2 separate regions of the Homo sapiens genome follow, and region 1 is linked to region 2. A link is a loop called in an ENCODE intact Hi-C map of the cell type or tissue named here. Cell type or tissue: HepG2. All regions are shown on one strand. Each heading gives the region's core, and the rest is flanking DNA. Links, peaks and the distances in the headings are about the cores only.

Region 1 (10,841 bases), core at 934-8,933, 86 kb before region 2:
TGGTTTGGCTTTGTCTCAGCAATGTCTGTGGCTGAAATAGAAGAACTGACTATTTTTGTGCTGTTTGAGTTGGGCCTGAGGTTTGGGCCATGGAACAGTTTGCATCATGAGAGATTTTCATCTGACTTGAGCTGTGGGCGCCTTTTTAGACCCAGTCATGGAGGCAAAAACGGGCTTGGAGTCAGTCTCTCCTGGCTTCTATTCCCTACTGGGCCACTTATTAATAGAGCATGGGGCCTCGAGCAAATCTCTTAGCCCTCCCAGAAACTCAGTTTTGCCATCTATAGAGTAGAAATATTGATAGCAACTTCCTCGTGGGTTGGCCTGAGGACTCAGTGAGGCGATGCAAACAAAGCCAGGCATACAGTAGGTGCTGAATAAGTGGTGGCAGCCGATGCTGGTGCTAGGCACCTGATGTGTCCTCAGTTCAGTTCAGTTGCATGCACCAGGCCCTGTTCTAAAGGTTTGGGATACATCAGTGCACAAGACAGCCATGTTTCCTGCCCCAGGGACTAACTTTTTTTTTTTTTTGAGATGGAGTCTCGCTCTGTCGCCCAGGCTGGAGTGCAATGGCACCATCTCGGCTCACTGCAACCTCCGCCTCCTGGGTTCAAATGATTCCCCTGCCTCCGCCTCCTGAGGACCTGTGATTATAGGGGCCCGGCCAGAATTAACATTCTAGTGGGGTGTTCAGGCAATCAACAATGGGTATGTGTAAGAACGTTGTATAGTATGTCAGGAGGTGGGCTGTGCTGGGGAAAGACAGAAGGAACCAGGTAAGAAGGTTCTGGAGGGCTTGGGTGTGTGGGGCCTCTGCCTCTCTAAAAAGGTGACATTTGAACAGAGACTTTAGAAGCAGGGAGAGCATAGGCCAGGGGAGCTTGGGGGGAAACAGGAATAGTCAGTGCAAAGGCTTTAAGGCCCAAGCATGCACAGGCACATTTGCAGAACAGGAGGGATGCCACGGTGGCTGCAGCAGACTGGGTGAGAGGAGAGAGTGGGCAGTGAGAGCAGGGAGGTGACCATGCCGGGCCTTGCAGTCACTCTAAGGACTGTGCCTCGTGCTTGGGGACACCAGAGCCATGGGGGAGTGACCCTTTGAATAGGACTGACACAACCCAGCTTGGCCTTTGAGTAGGTCCCTCTGGCTGTCATGTGGGGAACAGACTCAAGTAAGGGGACCAGTAAGGAACCACTGCAGTGGTCCAGGTGGGAGATGATGGCCGCTCAGACTGGGGCAGGAGAAAAGGAGAAGTGGGCAGATTCTGGATCTAGTTGGAAGGTTGAGCCCCAGGATGTGCTCATGGATTGGACATGGGATAGGAAAGACTTGAGTCATGGATGACCCTGAGAGTTTGCCATCTGCTAAAAGATGGAGCTGTCATCAGCTTTCATTAGGAAAACTGCAGGGTAGAGGGTCTTGGGGGCAGATCGGGACCCAGGTTTGCACTTGTTGGTTGAGTTTGAAAAGTCAGTTAGATACCGGTGTCAGCATACGTTCTCCACCTCTTCCCGTAGCTCCCCTTCCCCAGCTGTACAATGGGAAGGGTCTTTCATGCCCTGCCCATGCCTAAGAGTTGTTGGGATACTCAGGTGGGAGGGGAATTGTAAAGGATTAAAACACAGGGATTAAAACACCAATCCCTGTTGTGAGATTCCTCAGCCCCTTGGAAAATCCTCACCATTTCTGAGCTACAGGAAGAGGTACCCAGAGCCTTTGGAGCAGAAGGCCCTGCTCACATCCACTAGAGGGTTTGAGAATTCAGCTGAGCCCAGGCCAGCTCCTCTCAGCACCTTCCTCACTGTGACAATTTCAGACTCTTTGTTTTTTATTTATTTTTATTTTTTTAGAGACAGGGCCTGGCTCTGTCACCCAGGTTGGAGTGCCATGGTGCAATCATAGCTCACTAAAGCCTCGAACATCTGGGCTCAAGTGATCCTCCCACCTTGGCTTCCCAAAGCACTGGGATTACAGGCATGAACCATCACACCTGGCCAATTTCAGACTCTTTGTCTGCCTGTTATGGCCCCTCCAAGCAGGACCACTGCCCTGCCTGTTAGTCCACAGGGTCTTTGCCATATGTAAAATAGATTGCTTTTTACAGTAATAAAAAGAGAGCCATGTGGTAACAATGGCTCCCCAAGCCTAGACTTCCACTTTTTGGTTCTTGGTGGGCCTCAGTCACCTTCCCGTGCTGTTGGGAGCTTTGTCCTGAGAGGCTGAAGTGGACCCCACTCTCAGATGGAGGTCTTTGAGGCCCCAGCCCTAACTGTTCCAAAGCAGTCATTGCTGGGTGTCAGACATTCCAGGGCTTAGAGCAGTTAGAAGGGGCATGCCAATCTCGTGACTGCTGAAAGGAACCGTAAATGCAAGGCAGAAGCTTGGGAGGGCTGGACATGTGGGCAAAATACTTCTAGGAGCCAGGATTCCAGGATGCAAATGCCATGTGACCCTGAGCAACTATTTGCCCTCTCTGGGACTCAGTTTCTCTGTAGGTATAATGAAAGATTGGACTGGAGTCTCTTAAAGTTTCTTCCTGTGCACAATCTCCCAATTCTAAGAGTCCAGTAAGGAGTGGAGCTTCAGAGTCAGACAGATGTGGGTTCTAATCCAGCCCTCGCTGCTCTGTGACATTGAACAGGTGACTTCGTGTCTCTGATCTTGTGTCTCACCTGACGATGAGAAACTCCCTGTCTCAAATGAGGATTGTGTAAGCATTTCATTGTGGAGACCAGTGGGGAGAGCACCTAGCACACAGTAGGTGCTGTCTTTCCACATATCCAAGGGAGGAATTGAACCCACAGTGTAGAAGTTGCTGGCTGCCTCGAGGGTGGAATGACTTCTCGATTGAGGCACTAGAGGGCACCCCTGTTCTAACAACAGGGGTTAGATGGGCAGCTGCTTTTTTTTTTTTAAGCATGTGCAGAGCTACACACTTTCACACCTGAGTGTGTGTGGCTGTCTCAACAGCCAGTGAGGCAGGGGTTCTGACTGTCCAAATTTTGCAAATGAGGACACCGAGCAAAACCTGACTTGTCCAAAGGTTGCACAGAGCCTCTGGAAAGTCCAACATCAGGAGAGAATAGTGTGGAGTGTAAAAAGAAGGAAGGAGAAGGGAGGATCATTTGAGGCCTTGGAGTTCCAGACCAGCCTGGGCAACATAGCAAGACTCCATCTCTACAAAAAATGTAAAAATTACCCCGCTGGGTAGTGCATGTCTATATTTCCAGCTACTGGGGAGGCTGAGGCAGGAGGATCACCTAAGCCCAGGAGTTGGAAGCTACAGTGAGCTATGGAAGGCTTGATGCAGGTTGATGCCCTCTCCGTGCCCTCTACCCGCACTGTTTGCTGCTGGTAGGCAAATGGATTTTCCAGAGCTGAAAAAGGACTCAGATTTGGGGGTTTCAAGCTGAGTGGACATGTGGTTTCTGTGTTTGAGACAGAGTTGATGAGTGTGGAGCCAGGATACTGTGACCTTGTGCCAGCCACCACCCCCTCTGGGCCCAGCATCTTCTTTGTTGAAATGCATTAACTTATCTCATAGTTGGCTTGCCGTGCACGTGTATTGAGTGCCTACCCTGAACTAGGCCTGAGCTGGGTCTTAACACCTGAGTAGGACAAGAGAAGATGGGCATCCAAGAGGCTGAACCACAATGCGCAGAGGCCAGGCACCTCTGGAGGAAGTGGGAGATTTGAGGGTGTCATTGATTTTATCACTGTGATTGGAGCCCAGAGGACACAATGTAACCATTTCAGTGGTTCAGTAATGCATGGATGACAAGGTTTTCAAGGAATTTGGTCTGAATTATTACAGTTTAAGAAAACCTGATGTTGGCCAGGCCTGGTGGCTCATGCCTGTAATCTCAGAACCTTGGGAGGCCCAGGTGGGAGGATCACTTGAACCCAGGAGTTAGAGACCAGCCTGGGTAACATAGCAAGACCCTGTCTCTACAGAAAATTTAAAAATTAGCTGGGCGTGGAGGTGCATGCTTTCAAGTCTCAGCTACTCAAGAGGCTAGGCAGGAGGATCACTTGAACCCAGGAGTTGGAGGCTGTAGTGAGCTATGGTTGTGCCACTGCACTCCAGCCTGGGTGACAGAGCAAGACTCTGTCTCTCTAAAGAACAAAAAAACAAAAAACACCTGATATTTTATATAGAAATTCTGAGGCAGGGACATACAACTGCAGGTGTTTCATATTGTTTTAATATTTCATATCAAACATTTATATTAATAAAATATAGGCATGTTCATGTTGACCTAATATTTTGTTGCTATAATATAAATGTAATAATATCGTAATCAGAGATTTTTATTTTGCTCCTCCTATGTGCTGGTGTATTAGTTTTCCAGGGCTGCCATATTAAAAAACCAGAGACTTCTGAATGGCTTAAACAGAAGAAATGTATTTTCTCACAGTTCTGGAGTTTACAAGTCCAAGATCAAGGTGTTGGCAAGTGTGGTTTCTCCTGAGGTCTCTCTCCTTGGCTTGCAGATAACCACTTTCTCTCTGTGTCCTTACACCATCTTCCCTCTGCGTGTGTGGGCTCCTGTCTGTGTTTCCAGATTTCCTCTAATGACGTTAACAGTCAGATTGGATTAGAGCCCAACCTAACACCCTTATTTTAAACCTAATCACAACTTTACAGGCCCTATTTTCAAATAATAGTCACCTTTGATGTACTAGGGGGTTAGGGCTTCAATATGTGAATTTGGGGGGAATATATTTCAGTCCATAGCAGCCAGGTACTAGGAAAAGCACTTTAGAATGTTTCTTTTTATCCTCACAACAGTCTTAGAAGGGAGGCACTGTTATTATGTGCATTTTACAGATAAGGAAAACAAGGCTCAGAGAGGTTAACTCACTTGCAGAAGATCACACAGCTGGTCAACAGTGGAGCCAAGATTTGATCCCAGGCTGTCTTACTCTGGAGCCTGCACTGTGTTAGTTTATGTCTTTAATTTGACCTTAATCCTAGGGATACCTTTTCCACATTCTATTGAATTTACCAAGCTGTCCTCATGCCTCATTTTACTCTGCCCTCTCCCTGTTAAGGCCTAGATTGGAAAAGACCCAGATAGCAGGGAAGAAAGCCCTTTGCCAGACCCCCTGCTGCCCCAGCTTGCCTGGGCCCCACCTGGCCTGTTTGGCTACCTGCCCAGGGGGGAGTGCCTGGGGCCACCCCCTTCCAGCTCTGCCCTGACCGCCCCTATTTGCCGAGAGCAGCCTGGGCCCAGTGAAAGCCGCCTTTGTCCTCCAGTTCATTCCTCCTGGAGGGATGACCTAAGTCTTGTCTTGAGGACAAAGCGGCGGCCTGCCACGTGAGTGCAGGTCAGTCCCAGTAGTCTGCAGAGTCTCCCAGCCTAACTGATGGGAGTGGCAGCCTTAGTTATGGTTTGCCAAGTTTAGTGTGGTCAGGAAGGCTGCAGAGCCCCCTCTGTGTCCTGAGAGATAATGCCAGTGGCTCCTGTGTGTATAGAACTTGACAGTGGCTTACGTCTGTAATCCCAGCACTTTGGGAGGCCGAGGCGGGCGGATCACCGAGGTTAGGAGTTCGAAACCACCTGGCCAACATGGTGACACTTCATCTCTACTAAAAATACAAAAATTAGCCAGGCATGGTGGCGCACGCCTGTAATCCCAGCTACTCAGGAGGCTGAGGCAGGAGAATCGCTTGAATCGGGAGGTGGAGATTGCGCCAAAGCACTCCAGCCTCAGCGACAGAGCAAGACTCTATCTCAAAAAAAAAAAAAAAAAATTGACAATGTATAAAAGGTATTTTATGGTTTCTGGTTTATCTGATCCTCCCAGATTCTGCAGGGTGTGCAGGGCAGGGACCTGTTGAAGAAATGCCTCCAGGCCAGTTATCAGTTGCCATAACAAACGACTCCAAAACAGCAGTGCAAACCAACCACTGTTCATTATGTCCATGGATCCTGTGGGTCAGAAATTAGGCAGGGCTCAGTGAGAGTGTCTGCTGCCTGTCTGGAGTGTCAGCTGGGAGCCTCGAACAGTTGAGTGATAGAACCATCTAGAGTCTTCTTCACCCATGTGTTTGGTGCATGTGATGGTTCAAAAACCATCTAGAGTCTTCTTCACCCATGTGTTTGGCACACGTGATGGTTCAAAAACCAGGCTTCCCTGGGACTGTCAACCAGAGCACTGAAACACGGCCACTCCTGGTGGCGTGGGCTTCCTCACAACATGGCAGCTTAGGGCTCTGGAAGTGAGTGTTGTGGCAAAGAAGGCAAACGCCACACTTCCCTTTATGATGGCTGCAGCCACAGGACTTACATAGCGTCACTTCTGTTCTCTGCTGGGCCATGCAGTGACAAGGGGAGGGGACATGGACCCCCTTCTCAGTGGCAGGAGTGGCAGAGAATGTGTAGCCACATTCAAAATCACTGCATCTTGCAGTAGATCAGATGTGCCCAGGTGACATTCACTGAGCACCTACTCTGTGCTGGGCACTGTGCCAGGGACTTCATGTGGACGCTTTTCTCAGTCCTCTCAGCAGCCGATTCAAAGCCATTGTTTTCCTGGCAGGCATTTGGCCTGGGAGGGCAGAGGAGCCAAGGGGAACCAACACTGCTGCTGGCAGTTTGGTGTTGAGTATGCCACAGTCAGAAGACGTGGGCCGATCTTTTTCTCTTCCTCCTCTGAACTTAGAATATTCCTTGAGTTCTTGAAAATCCTCACTGAGATGTCTGAATCACCTCACTCACCAAACCCTCCCTCTGGTGTATATTTCCAGCAGTTTCTCTCTCCCAGTGTGCTGAGGGGCCCCCACCTCCCCCCCCATAACCCCCTGTCCGTCCTGCGGCTCTGTAGGAGGGACGTGTTGCCTGCTGCTGGGAGCTTTTGAGGAACCATTGGGTGGGTCCTCATGGCCCTGACAGGAACCAAATGATGCTCACCCTGTGTGTGTGAGCTGGTGTGTCTATGACTTCCTTCAGATCCAGGCCTGGGATTCATTCCTCTGCCTCCGCACAGCCTGATAGACAGTAAGTGTCCAATATATGTTGAGTGAAGCAAACTGATAAGTGGTGAAGGAAGGAAGGGAGGAAGGGAGGGAGGGAGGGAGGGAGGGAGGAAGGGAGGAAGGCTGTTCAAGAGCAGAGATTCTCTCGTATGCACATCTGTGTCCCTGACACATAGTAGGCACTCAATAAATACTCACTGCACTGGAGGAATGAAAGAATGAATGGATGAGTGAGACTCTTTGCAAGCAGAAACAGCCCCTATCTTTGTATCCCTGTCACGTGACACAGTGCCTGACATCCAGGAGTTTCCATCAATGAATGTTATGCTGAATGAATGAATGAACCACTGAAGTGAACTCTATCAGTAGTGGCTGTGTCTTGTTTCATATCTATATGCACAGTGCTTAGCAGAGGGCTGAGTACACAGCAAGTGCTCATTAATCATTTACAGAACTGAATGAAAGAGTGAAAGAAAACAATGAATGCGAAAATGAAACTTTTCATCCTCAGAGAGCATGTCTTGTTCATCTCTGTCTCTCCACTTCCTAGCTTAAGGTCTTGCACACAGCAGGTGCTCATTAAATGTTAATCTGAATGAGCGAATGAGTGGGTGAGTGAAAAAGTGGTTCTTGTGGGTAGGGACATGTCTTGCTCATTAGTTTCCCCACTTCCTAGAACAGGGCTTGGCACACAATAGGTGCTGAATAAATAAATATGTGTTGAGCTGAACGCAGGAGTGAGTGAGTGCATAAATGAACTTCTTGAGGAGAGGAATGTATCTCGTTCATCTTTTCCCTCAGATCCTAATGCAGGGCCAGGCATAGAGCAGGTGCTTAGCAAATGCTTCCTGCACTGCCCTGACCTTTGTAGGAGCATCCATCTGTGAATGAATTGAGAAGGGAAGCCCAGCTGGGTGGACCTCGCCCATCTCCATCTGCCCCGTCCCATCCACCCAACCCCACTGCAGACTTTTCCTGTTGTTCGGTCTGCACAGGTGGACAGGAAATCCCCCAAAGGCCGGCCAGAGAGCTGTTTCCATATTTTCTCCACACCAGGCTGGCTCTGAGTGTGACCAAGGCGCCAGTCCGAATCCCAGCGCCGTCTGGCTGTGGAACAGTAACCCCCAGGGACCCCTCTTCCTGACCATGTTAGCAGTTCTAAATTTAGAGCCGGCTGAGCAGCTTGCACCAGGCAAGTAAAGCCGGGGAATGTTCTACTCACAGCCAGCCTAAAGTTACCATGTTCAGCACTGGCCAGGCCTGTTAACCCCCAAACAGCTGAGCAGTAGGCATGGAGAGAAGAGTTAAGGCTTTGGGGTGCAACGGAACAGGGTTCAAATCTACCTCTTTGACTTCAAATTTAGAATCCATGACAACAAAAATCACTTATGTGAGCCTCAGTTTTTCTCATCTGTAAAATGGGCATAATAAACCTTTATTCTGCCCCTCCCACCCCCCACCCCGCCGCTGCCTCCGGGATCTTATTTACCAACCTCAGCTACATGTCTTGCTTTTCCAAACTTCTCATGCTGAATCTGCCCACTCTTAGAGATTTAGTTTGGAATCAGTGGATACCCAGAAACAGTTTAAAAAACTGTGTTCCTGCTGGGCACAGTGGCTCATGCCTGTAATCCCAATACTTCGGGAGGCCGAGGTGGTGGATTACCTGATCTCAGGAGTTCGAGACCAGTCTGGCCAATGTGATGAAACCCTGTCTCTACTGAAAATACAAAAATTAGGCAGGCATGGTGGCGGGCGCCTATAACCCAGCTACTCAGGAGGCTGAGACAGGAGAGTCACTTGAACCTAGGAGGCGGAGGTTGCAGTGAGACGAGATCACGCCACTGCACTCCTGCCTGGTAGACAGAGCGAGACTCCTCCATCTCAAAAACCAACCAACCAACCAAACAACAACAACAAAAACAACTGCGTCACCTTGTTGATTTTGCAGAGCAGTGTCTCAGGTCGGGTTCCCAGAAGCAGACTCTGAGGTGGGGATTTGTGTGGATGTGATTTAGTGACAACAGCTTGAGTCAACGTGGTCCATTCAGGAGCTTTGGCGGGTGAACAGCATCACAAAATAAGTCCTACTTCAGAGCACTGGGGCAGCTTTTTCTCCACTGCCCACGGTCTGGAGGAGAGGGGGCTGTGAGCCATAGCAGCCAGAGCCCCCAGCACCTGGGGAATGGGCGCCCCAGCCAATAAAGGAGATCTGGCAGGGAACCAACAGCATCTACCACCTTTAGCGAGGCTTCAGGGTATTGACTCAATTAAATGAGATGCTGGGTATAAATTGGCTAGCATGGAGTAGTTGGTGCTCTGTGAGTGGTCATTTGGTAAAATGAAAGCTCTTAAGAAGATGGAAGTGGTTTCACTGGTGTTAATGATGTCTTTCTTTTCTTTCTTTCTTTCTTTTTTTTTTTTTTGAGACAGAGTCTCACCCCGTCGCCCAGGCTGGAGTGCAGTGGTGCAGTCTCGGCTCACTGCAACCTCTGCCTCTGAGGTTCAAGCGATCCTCGTGCCTCAGCCTCCTGAGTAACTGGGATTACAGGCGTGCACCACCACACCCAGCTAATTTTTGTATTCTTAGTAGAGACAGGTTTCACCATGTTGGCCAGGCTGGTCTTGAACTCCTGACCTTAGGTAATCCACTGGCCTTGGCCTCCCAAAGTGCTGGGATTACAGGCATGAGCCACCACGCCTGGCCAATGTTGTCTTTCATTCCTCAAACACTTACTGAGTACCCACCAGGTGCCAGGCTCTGCAGAAGGGTACAGAGGTGCGGCCACCACATTCCCCACCACTAAGGAAGGGGTGACAGACACATAAATGGATACACGTGTGATGATGCAGTAACTGGACTGTCTTCACACACTGGAGGGAATTTAAGTCACCTTTTTAGGGACAGAACATTTAATACAAGTGATGAATAAACATTAAAAATAAATAACTTTTTTTTAATTGGAAAAGTAATACACAGACATGTTTAACATTTCCAACAGTGCAAAACAGTGTTCTAAAGAGAAATTGGTCTCCCTGCCATCACCTCCAATCTGCAGTCCCCTCCTCCGGAAACTGGTGACAGGTTCATGTGTCTCCTTTTGAAAATATTCTCTGCGTACATAAGACAATGTCTGTGCCTATATCTGCGTCTGTACCCTCCCATATGTACATATGTACACACACACACACACGTGCACGCACACATGCACAATTTGCCCTTTGTATCCATGGTTTCCGTATCCGTGGATTCAACCAACCATAGATCAAAAACATTCGAAGAAAAATGTATGGTTGTATCTGTACTGAACATGTACTGACTTTTCTTTTCTTGGCATTATTCCCTAAACAATACAGCATAACAGCTATTTACTTAGTGTTTACATTGTGTTAGGTATAAGAAACCTAGAGATGATTTAATGTGTGTAGGAGGATGTGTGTAGGTCCCATGCAAATACTACCCAATTTTATGTAAGAGACTTAAGCATCTGTGGATTTATGTATCTGTGGGGGTCCTGGAACCAATCCCCCACAGATACCAAGGGGTGCCTGTGTGTGTGTGTTTAATTTTTTTTTTTTTTTTTTTTTTTTGGAGACAGAGTTTTGCTCTTGTTGCCCAGGCTGGAGTGCAGTGGCGCGATCTCGGCTCACTGCAACATCTGCCTCCCGGGTTCAAGCAATTCTGCTGCCTCAGCCTCCCGAGTAGCTGGGATTATAGGCACTCACCTCCATGCCCAGCTAATTTTGTATTTTTAGTAGAGACGGGTTTTATCCATGTTGGTCAGGTTGGTTTCGAACTCCCAACCTCAGGTGATCCACCCGCCTCAGCCTCTCAAAGTGCTGGGATTACAGGAATAA
Region 2 (10,841 bases), core at 1,683-9,682:
TCCAGTCTCCCCAGCTCCGCTTCCCACTCACCAGGAGAACTAAGAGCCCCATAGCTGTTCCTGCTTCTGGGCTTCCATTTTCTCATCTGAAAAGGAAGGGCCGACTGAATGGACTCAGGGGGTCCGTCCAGGTGTACATTACAGTATTCAGTCAACCTCATTTGACATACGACCAAACCAAGGTAGAGATTGGAGACTTGGATAAATGGAGACCAATTCAGGCAGAGCTCTCTGCCTGCCTTTTAATTCATCATGTGTATTTTCAGAGTATCTTGTATATTATCCACCTGCCTGCAGTCACTAAGGTGTTTTTTACAGCAGCCTGTGAAGCAAAAGAGTTGGAAGAATATCCTGCCTTAAAGCTAATAAAACAACCTGACTTGTAGAAAGTGAGTTGCAGGGGCCCGGTATGGTGGCTCATGCCTGTAATCCCAGCACTTTGGGAGGCCAAGGCAGGCGGATCATGAGGTCAGGAGTTCAAGACCAGCCTGGGCAACATGGTGAAACCCCCTCTCTACTAAAAATACAAAAATTAGCTGGGCCTGGTGGCACGCACCTGTAGTCCCAGCTATTCGGGAGGCTGAGGCAGGAGAATCACTTGAATCCAGGAGGTGGAGCTTGCAGTGAGCCGAGATTGTCCTATTACACTCCAGCCTGGGCAACAGAGTGAGACTGTCTCGGGAAAAAAAAAAAAAGAGAGAGAGTTGCAGGCGTGTGTGTGTGTGTGTGTGTGTGTGTGTGTGTGTGTGTGTGTGTCTGTGGTTGATTTTGAGGCCTCGTAGCTCTGGGGCTAAGCTCAAGTGTTGATTTGAAGTCCCGCCAAGTTCTGGTAGAATGATGAGGCATGAATAACTTGTAATGCACAAGGTTACCAGGATACTAACTAGAGAAAGTGCTGATTAACAGCTTGCTTTCTTAAACTGCATTTACAAGATGAATTCCCTTAGGTAACCCTAGCCCCTGCATGACTCCAAATTTGACAGTCTGTGTTAAAGAGCAGAGAATGCAGTTATATTCACCATAACCTGCTTTGATTGAACATTGAGACACAGAGAAGTAGCTCGTCCAAGGTCACATAGCTACTATGTGGTGGTCTCTGGATTCAAGTCCAGGTGTTCTGGCTCTGGAAGCAGTGTTTGTTCAGGGAAGACTGCTGAGAAACTGGTAAATGATAATTATTATACTGTGGAAAGTTCTACAGCAGTGCTGTACACTACAGCTTTCTACAGTGATAGAAATGTATTCTCCATGCTGTTCAGCATGGTGGGTGGCTGTGGAGCTCTTGAAATATGGCTAGTGCCACAGGGGAACTGAATTCTTAGTATTAGTTAATGTCAATTTAAATTAAATTCAAATAGTCATAAGTGGCTAGTGGCTACTGTATCAGATGGCACAGATGTAGAGACCTGAGGTCTAGGGGACAATGGGAGCCTGGGGCCTCCTGAGCCAGCCCTCAGGGTAGGACGGTGGGAAAGTTCTGGGAAGGCTTCCTGGCCATCAAAGTTGAAATCTGAATGGTAACTTGGAGGTGGTGGCTGCTCCACCAGGCCTGGAGGTGAGAGGGAGGAATGTGAGGGGAGGGAAATGGGGCTGGAGGAGCCAGTGGGAGGGACTGGGGGGTGAGAGGAGGGGTATGGGAGGAGGGAAGCAACACTGAAGGAGCTGCTGAGCCCACCAGGCCCCGCACCCATGCAGGTCCCGCAGGCCGTAACCCTTTCCCTAACCCCAGCCCTTACCCGGAGGGACGTGGGGGGCTGTGGAAGGGCTTTGAGCAGGGACCTATTCAGTTTTGGAAAGTAGAATGAGAAGCACATACAGGGCGAAGGATGCCAGGGGAGGTCCCTCGGAAGCTGCCGCCGTGGGTGAACAGATAGCTGGTCATAGCTGGAAGGAATGTTGTTCGAGAAAGAGACTTTGAAGGACTGAGGATCGATGCAGTATGGCAGTGAAGGAGAGAGAGGAGGGAGCAGCGCTGGCCTCAGGACCCTCAGTCTGGCATTAGGCGGTGGAGGGAGAAAACCCATCCATCCCTGACTCTTGGAGAGTTCAGATCCCTGAACCTGAATCCCAAACCTCTGTGGGGGAGGGCACACAGATGGTTGTATAAAGGGAAGCCACCATGTTTTGGTTGGACACCATTTATCCCCAGGGCCATCCGCAAGAGGTCTGGAAACTGCCCCCCTGCCGCCTGCCCTGGTTTCACCCTCAGCAATGGACTTGACCTTTTGGTTTCTAGGGGGCCCCTGCAAATTCCTTCTTCCATCACTCAGCCCTGAGGGGGATCCCCCTCTCTCAGGGATTTTAAGAACCTTTTGCCAAGGCTCCATTCCCCTGCCTGACTCCAAAGAGGGCCTGAAAATTGCTGTCATCATGACGGTTCCCATCTCCTGGGTACCCATTTATGTGCCAGGCAGTGAGCTTAACACTTTCTGAAGATTATCTGTTGATACCTCAAAACAGTCCTTGTTTTTCCAGTGTGAAAACTGAGGCTTGGATGGGTGGGGTCACTTAGCCAGGCCACACAGCTGGGCAGAGCAGAGACAGCAAGCCCTGCCCTGCGTCCCCACCCTCGCTATAAGCTGTCACTCCTCTGCCTCCCGCTGAGCTTAGCATACACAGGCACAAGCCCAGCATCCACCTTGCAGCCTCGGGACAACAAGCTGCTTGGGACAACGATGTCTTGTCCTCCACCAGAAACAACCCCTAAGTCCCCAGCATCTGGCCTCTGAATCTGACCTCTGAAGGGCATTAAGTTAGGGAATGGCCAGTTCCATCACATCTTTGAAAACAGTAAGGAGCTGGGAGCGGGCTCAGATGACCACTTCTAGCCCTGCGTCCCAGGGAGAATTCTGTCGATGGTGCTGTGCCTCTGAGTATATCAGGTGACCTTGCCTTGCAAGGCAAAAACATAACACTCCCCAGCAGGGCCTGAGTGCATCCCTACAGCGTGCTAACAGCTATCCCTATGTGCTGCCCGTAGGCTTGGAAGTTAGGCAGCCTCTTCCAAAGCTGGCTTGCTCATCTGGATCCCAAAGCCCTTTGACCTGGTGACTCTATACCTAGTAATTTCTCTTACGGGAATAATTGCAGAGATGTGTTGATTTAGCCTCAGGGGTGTTCGTCATATTATTGATTATAGTGGTGAAGAAAATCCTCAGCAACCAAAAGTCCCAGCACTTGGGGACTGGTTAATTGGAAGATGCTGCATCCGAAAAGTGAAATATTCTTCAGCCAGTAAAATGGTGATGTAGGTGAATTGATCCTGAGAAAATTCCGGGCAGGACTATGAGAGAATACTGTCTTTGGGTGATAAGTTCTTTTAAAATGTATTCTTTGTGATTTTCCGTTACTCCTAAATGTTTTACAGTGAGTAAGGTGTTATGTTGTAACTAGAGACAGAAAAGCTTCTACAGACAGTAGAATTAAGAGTGGACAGCAGCTCTTATTTGGGTCTATGAGTGTAGCCATTTAGCAGGGGTGACTGAGGGATTTATTCTGAATTCCCGTCCTTGTATACACCTCATTCACAGTATTCCCACGAACATCATGGGGTACATGAGTATCTCTAAAAGGCAAGAGAAAGAGAATGGAAAGGAGGTGACCATTTATGGGATGTTTCCTGAGTGCTGGGCCCTGTTCTAGGAGCTGTCAAGTTTGCGCCTGTGCCCTGGGGGTGACCATTATTTTCTCACTGAATTCTTGTAACTTCTCTGCAATTCAGAGAGGGAAGCCAGAGCCCTGAGGCCACACAGCAGGCTTTTCCCCAGGTGCCCACTCATTCTGCAGGACCACATGGACCACAAGTGCTGTCTCGGCTCAGTGTGGTTCCAGAGAACCTGAGAAGAGGCTGGCTCCCCTGCCTGGGAAGAAGATAAACTGCTGAGGAACAATCAGCCCACCTCCGTTAACTAAGCACCTACTGCGTGCCAGGCAGGCTCCAAGAGGGGAACAGAAACATTGGAGCATCCCAGTCTTAAAGGGCACATCTGATGAGTTGCAGAATCCTAGAGCCTGCGTCTGTGCCGTGACCTCCCACGCCCAGTTCCCCGGTGCCTAGCATGTAGTAGGAGCTCAGTAAATATCTGTTGTGTAATATAAATTATGTGTCACGTTCTGCCTGGTACAATTGATAAGTCATCCAGGGTATACAGTGGTGGCTCACGCCTGGAATCCCAGCACTGCGGGAGGCCGAGGTGGGCGGATCACCTGAGGCCAGGAGTTCGTGACCAGCCTGGGCAATGTGGTGAAACCCTGTCTCCACTAAAAATACAAACAAATTAGCCAGGCATGGTGGTGTGTGCCTGTAATCCCAGCTACTAAGGAGGCTGAGGCAAGAAAATCACTTGAACCTGGGAGGCGGAGGTTGCGGTGAGCCAAGATTGCACCACTGCACTCCAGCCTGGGAGACAGGGTGGGACTCCATCTAGGGAAAAAAAAAAAAGTTTAGGGAGGAGATATCACCATGGGTTGCAATAGCTTTGTTTAAGAAGGATGGATAGGGAGGTGGAATGATACAAACAAGGCTGCAGAGGCCAGGAGTGTGTGAGGCTTGTGTGGGTATGGTATGTAGTAAGCCAAAGAGTGTGGGATAGAGAGTTTGTTTGGAGCAAGGGTAGGGGATGGGATCAGACAGGAAATGTGGGGGCTCACTTTCAAGGGGCCTTGGATTTCTACGTGAGGACAATAGGGAACCCCGGAAGGTTTTTGAGCAGGAGATGATATGAAGCATATTCCAGCAGAATGTGCCTCCTGATCTCAAATGGAACAGAACGTAAGGAGTAAAGATGAGCCCCGTTTGTCTTTCTGGGCCAGTCTTATGCCCTAACCCCCATCTCCAAATTCCTCATCAAAAGACAGTGACTGGGGCTGGGCGTGGTGCCTCACCATGCAATGTAATTGCAATGCTTTGAGAGGCTGAGGCAGGAGGATTTCTTGAGCCCAGGAGATTAAGACCAGCCTGGGCAACATGACGAGACCCCATCTCTACAAAAAAATTTTTTTAAATAGCTGGGTGTGGTAGTGTATACCTATACTCCCAGCTACTTGGGAGTCTCAGGCAGGAGGATTACTTGAGCCCCAGAGGCCAAGGCTGGAGTGAGCTGTGATTGCACCACTGTACTCCAGCCTAGGTGACAGAGTAAGACCTTGTCTCAAAAAAAAAAAAAAAAAAAAAGGTGACTGAGAGCGTCATTCAAAGCTTCAAAGCTCAGGCAGCCAAGGCCGTCTGAGTCATCAGTGTGCCAACGGCCCATCCAAGGATTGGACTTTTGGTTTTGTCTTGAGGGCACCAGCTTCTCCCCACTCAACAAAGCACAAGCCTAAGTGGCAGCCACTTCAGTGGCCACATCACAGGGAATGGGCTTTTAATTTGCGAAGCAGACAAATGAGGGAAGACAGCAGTTCAGTCATTTAATGGGGATTTATGGCCTTTCCACCGTGTGCCAGGCTTGGCCCTGTGGTCAGTTCTGTGCTAATCAGCACCCTTGCTCCCTGCGTGCCCTCTCTGAGTGCCCAGGCCGAGGGCCGAGACCAGCAACAGACCGGGTTGCAACAGCCCAAGGGATTGATGTTGCCTGAAGCGCAGTGGTTTGGACCTGGGGGTTGAATTCCACTTCGCTGGCTGTTTACTGGCTATTTGATTTGGGGCGTGTAATTTCATGTTTTTTGTTTGAGATGGAGTGTCTCTCTGTCGCCCAGGCTGGAGTGGTGCAATCTTGGCTCATTGCAAGCTCCGCCTCCCGAGTTCACGCCGTTCTCCTGCCTCAGCCTCCCAAGTAGCTGGAACTATAGGCGCCTGCCACCACACCCAGCTAATTTTTTATATTTTTAGTAGAGATGAGGTTTCACCATGTTAGCCAGGATGGTCTCGATCTCCTGACCTCGTGATCCGCCCACCTCGGCCTCCCAAAGTACTGGGATTACAAGAGTGAGCCACCATGCCCGGCCGTAATTTCATGTTTTTAAGCCTCAATTTTATCATCTGTAAAATGGGGATCGTAATAAGATCCACCCCATGGGATTGTCGAGGGACTGTAGTTCAACCAGGTGATCTCATGTCAAGAGCTCAGCCCAATGCCTGTCCCAAGTTCGGTGCTCCATGGATGTTCTGTCTGGTGATGCGGTTGGGAAACACGGTGGTGGTAGGAACCTGGGCAAGCGGGTGCATGGAGCTTCCCCCAGCCAGATCCATGAGTCTGAGTAACACTGAAGATGAGAGAAGTGTGCCCAGGCTGTACTGTGAGGAGGAGAGAGGGCCATTGAGGTGGGGGCCAGGCGATGCCCTGCAGGGCTCCACATGCCAGGTAGGGTGACCACTTCATCCCAGTTGGCCCACTTTTAGCACTGAAAGTCCTGTATCCTGTGATATCTTGGTAAACCAGGACGATTGGTCACGCTAGTGCCCAGCCAAGATGTCTGGCCCCACTTAGGAAGGCAGCGGGTTGCTGGGATGGGTTTGAGCTGGGGGCCATGCGATCTGATTTGTGTGTCAGCCGGGACGGGGGTTCTGAGTACATTTCCTGGTAGAAATCTCACATCTGGCTTGTCTTTGCAGGACCAGCTGAAGCAGTGTTTCTCCCGGCAGCCCACTGAACCCAAGGACACTGACACCCTCGTGCACGAAGCCGGCAGCCAGTATGGGACGTGGACAGAGCAGTGCCAGAGTGGGGAGAGGTAGGACGCGTGCGACGGGATTCTGGCTGCAAAGGGGGCAGCTGGGCTGGAGTTGCTGCAGCCCACCCACCTCCTGATTTCTATATTGCTAAAACCTCCAGTCTGTAATTATAAAAGGAACCCATTCTTCTTTTAAAAAGGAAATTAGGAAGTACAAAAAAATAATAATAAAGATTATGGGCCGGGTGCGGTGGCTCACGTCTGTAATCCCAGCACTTTGGGAGGCTGAGGCGGGCGGATTGCCTGAGCTCAGGAGTTCGAGACCAGACTGGGAAACATGGTGGAACCCCGTCTCTACTAAAATACAAAAAATTAGCTGGGTGTGGCAGCGTACCCCTGTAATCCCAGCTACTTGGGAGGCTGAGGCAGGAGAATCAATCACTTGAACCTGGGAGGCGGAGGTTGCAGTGAGCCGGGATTGTGCCACTGCACTCCAGCCTGGGGGACAGAGCAAGACTCCGTCTCAAAAAAACAAACAAAAAAAGATTATGGGTCAGCCACAGTGGCTCACACCTGTAATCCCAGCACTTTGGGAAGCCCAGGCGGGCAGATCACTTGAGGCCTGGAGTTTGAGACCAGCCTGGCCAACATGGCGAAACCCCATCTCTACTAAAAACGCAAAAAAAATTAGCTGGGTGTGGTGGTGGGCACCTGTGATGCCAACTGCTCAGGAGGCTGAAGCACAAGAATCACTTGAACCCGGGAGGTGGAGGCTGCAGTAAGCCAAGATTGCGCCAATGCACTCAATCCAGCCTGGGCGACAGAGAGAGACACCTTGTCTAAAAAAAAATAATAATAATAATAATGATATATGAAATATCCAAGATAGGCAAATACCATAGAGACAGAAAACAGATGAGGCGCTGGGGTGGAGAGGGAATGGGGAGTGGCTGCTTCGTGGGTATCTGGTTTCCTTTTGGGGTGATGGAAATTTCTAGGATGACAGTGATGATGGCTCCACAACACTGTGACTGTCCTGCATGTGACCAATGGCAAATTGTATTTTACCACAGTGATAAAAATGATAAAGTCACCAATATTAAAGTTGGCAGGAGGGTGATAGAATTGAAAATGGATAAGAAAAAGTAAAAGGAAAGCAAAGGTTTTTTACAGTGCCCGAGAAAGCTGTTTTTCCCACTGACCCATGAAATATGTGTTTAGTTATGAGCTTACTTAAATTTATCTAGAATACCCCTGCAAGAGCACTGGACTGAGAGTCTGGAAACCCAGGTCTTGGTTTTGCACATGTCACTGTGTGACCCTAGGAGCCCGTTCCTCTCTCGGGGTCTCCATTCCCCAGTTCTGACTCAGGACCTGTGGGACCTGGAGTGTGGACTTAGGTGCACCCCTGAGGGGGTGCTCCCTGCTGTCCTGCAGAGACAATGCAACTTCCCCTCCTCGGGCCACCCCAGGAGCATGGCACACCCAGCCTTGGACAGTGGTGCCACCTGCTGTCTCTCAGTGCTGTTACCTTCATCCCGTGTGGATTTGCCTCAATCCACCTTACAACCCTAACATCCTCCATATGACAAGTAATAAAATCACCCCAGAGCTGACAGAAAGCACGATGAAATGCCAGCACACCTGTGGAAAGTTCTGCTCAAGGGAGCAGACTGGTGGTCTTGAGAGTAGGCCCACTTGTCAGGTGTGCCCACCTGTCCTTTCTCAAGGCGAGGGTTTCCCATGACCTGGAGGCTTTGCTAGGCTATTGGCTTAGGTGTTCTTTTTAATATGTGGATGGAGGCAGGGCAGGAGGTTTTTAATGACTTGAATTATCTGTAAATTTTCTATCTTACATTATTCCAATGACCCAAGTGATACCTGATTATATTATCATAGGAAGAGATTTCAGAAGTAGGAGAGAGCCAAGGACATGGACGCTGGAGTCAGACTGCCTGGGCTCAATCCCAGTCCTGTTGCTGGGGACAAGCTAATTTACATCTCTATGCCTCAGTTTCCTCACCTTTAACAAGGTGAATAAGAATACTTAAGTTCATGAGGCCAATTATATTAGTCTGTTTTCACACTGCTATACAGAACTACCTGAGACTGGGTAATTTGTAAAGGAAAGAGGTTTAATTGACTCACAGTTCTGCAGGGCTGGGGAAGCCTCAGGAAACTTACAATCATGGCGGAAGGTGAAGGGGAAGCAAGGCACGTCCTACCTGGCAGCAGGAGAGAGAGAACGGGAAGGTGCCACACACTTTTAAACCATCAGATCTTGTGAGAGCTCACTCACTATCATGAGAACAGCAAGGAGGACATCTGCCCCCATTATCCAATCACTTCCCCCCACCAGGCCCTTCCTCCAATTCGACATGAGATTTAGTTGGGGACACAAATCCAAACCATGTCACCAACCCTAACTTGTAGGATTGTGGCAGTTATAGGCTAATCCTCATAGGATTATTGGAGAGGACTGAATGACACATTTTTTAGCACAATGCTTGGCACATAGTAAGTGCTCAGTAGATTTTTATTAAATGACTGAATGAATAAGTGAATGAAATAATGCAGGTCCCACCACCTGCTCTTCCATAGGTAACTGCTGATAACAATTTGATCTACATCAGCACTGCCCAGCAGAAATACAACATGATGATTTGATCCTTATGCAATATATACATGTATTGAAACACCACTCTGTACCCCGGAAACGTGTAATTACTATGTATCGATTATAAATAAAAAAGAATTATAATGTAAGCTGCAAATGCAAGACATATATGTAATTTAAAATGTCCTGGTAGCTACACCAAAAGAATAAAAAGAAACAAGTGAAATTCAATTTAGGGATGTATTTTATCAGAACCAAGGGATCCAAAATACTATCATTTCCACATGTAATTAACATGAAAAGTTATTAGCGAGGCAGTTTACATTCTTTTTTTCTATTCAAAGTATTGGAAATCCAGTGTGTAAGGTATAGGAAATCCAGTGTGTAAGATGCTCACGGCATATCTCAGCTCTGTCACTTGCTCCATTGCAAGGACCCAACAACCACCTGTGATAAGCAGCTTCCGTCCAGGACAGCGCAGGGCCAAAGGATCTTGAGTGGCACAGGACTGACTCCTCCCATTCTGCACCTGGCCAGGTGTTCCAGGCAGTGCCTTAGACAGCACCTCGCTGGCACATCTTGTGCTGTTTCCAAAGAGGGTCTTCTGCTGGGATGTTCTGTCTGTTGTTACTTGGCTTATAAAACATAACCCAAGCTATGCTGCCTGCAGCATCCTTCACTTGAAATCCCGTTCTCTGAAACGTTCTCCATAACCATGTCTCCCTTCATTCCCTTTTTTGGCAGCTTGGCCACTGAGTCCCCAGATAGCAGTGCCACATCGACAAGGAAACAGCCCCCCAGCAGCCGTTTGTCTTCTCTGTCCTCCCAAACGGAGCCCACCTCGGCAGGGGACCAGTATGACTGCTCCAGGGACCAGCGGAGCACCAGCGTGGACCACTCCAGCACTGACCTGGAATCCACCGATGGGATGGAGGGGCCGCCTCCACCGGACGCCTGCCCTGAAAAGAGAGTAGATGACTTCTCCTTCATTGATGTAAGTCAGTGGCCAGGAGCATTTCTTCTTAAATGGAAATTCCAGCCTCTCTCTGTGAATTGCCACTTCAGGTGTAGGATCTGTGTGCCAGGGACCCTTGGAGTGGGTACGGAGGGCACTGTCTTTGAAATGGGACTCACTTATGCATGTATCTTGGACCTGCCATACACCTGCTGTGTGTCTTGGGGCAAATGTCTTCACCTCTCTGAGCCTCAGCTTCCTTATCCACTTGTAACCAGCATCATCAGCTCCACAGCCTCAAATACAATTGCATGCATTCAAATTAAAACTGATCTAAGCCCTTACCTGCTAGGTAAGCAGGGAGTCTGACCACTTACCCCTGGGAAGTCACCCTGAGGTTTATAGTTGCAAGCATGAAGAGGCTGGAGTTTGCTCAGAATGATTCTGCTGAACGTTCTCACTAAGGTCTTGCTTGGTACAACAGTGTCCCTGGTATCAGGGGATCCGACTGTCTCTGTAGTGGCTCTTCCAGGACAGAAAGTCCCCTCAGGCATGGGCACCTTTCATGGAGGTCCCAGGGGACAGTCCCTAGCACTCAGCTCTTTCAGGTCCCAAGCACAGCCAGGATGTCAGCTGCCCCAGCATAGCAGGTCAAAC

The links. A loop is a pair of places that touch in the nucleus more often than their neighbours do. Peaks named below come from ENCODE experiments on the same cell type or tissue, not always from the same donor. Only the 100,000 strongest peaks of a DNase experiment are listed, where the experiment ranks them.
Region 1: a loop joins it to region 2, with 18 times the contacts of the local background. A loop is called at or near these places in 40 of 110 quality-filtered maps.

The regions. Positions count from the first base shown.
Region 1 is chr22:25,078,717-25,089,557 of GRCh38, forward strand. All of the region lies in intron 6 of KIAA1671, which reads left to right. Among named protein-coding and RNA genes, the nearest start is that of KIAA1671-AS1, 29 kb to the right of the region's middle. RefSeq lists an enhancer at 7,286-7,580. In HepG2, for the core only: a CTCF peak has its summit at 2,863 (motif pointing right); DNase peaks (open chromatin) are centred at 2,865, 5,285 and 7,365.
Region 2 is chr22:25,164,267-25,175,107 of GRCh38, forward strand. KIAA1671 reads left to right here. Exons shown (of 13, transcript NM_001145206.2): 7 at 6,554-6,672; 8 at 9,974-10,223. Among named protein-coding and RNA genes, the nearest start is that of CRYBB3, 30 kb to the right of the region's middle. RefSeq lists silencers at 4,876-5,170, 7,936-8,230. In HepG2, for the core only: a CTCF peak has its summit at 8,109 (motif pointing left); DNase peaks (open chromatin) are centred at 4,165, 5,235 and 5,625.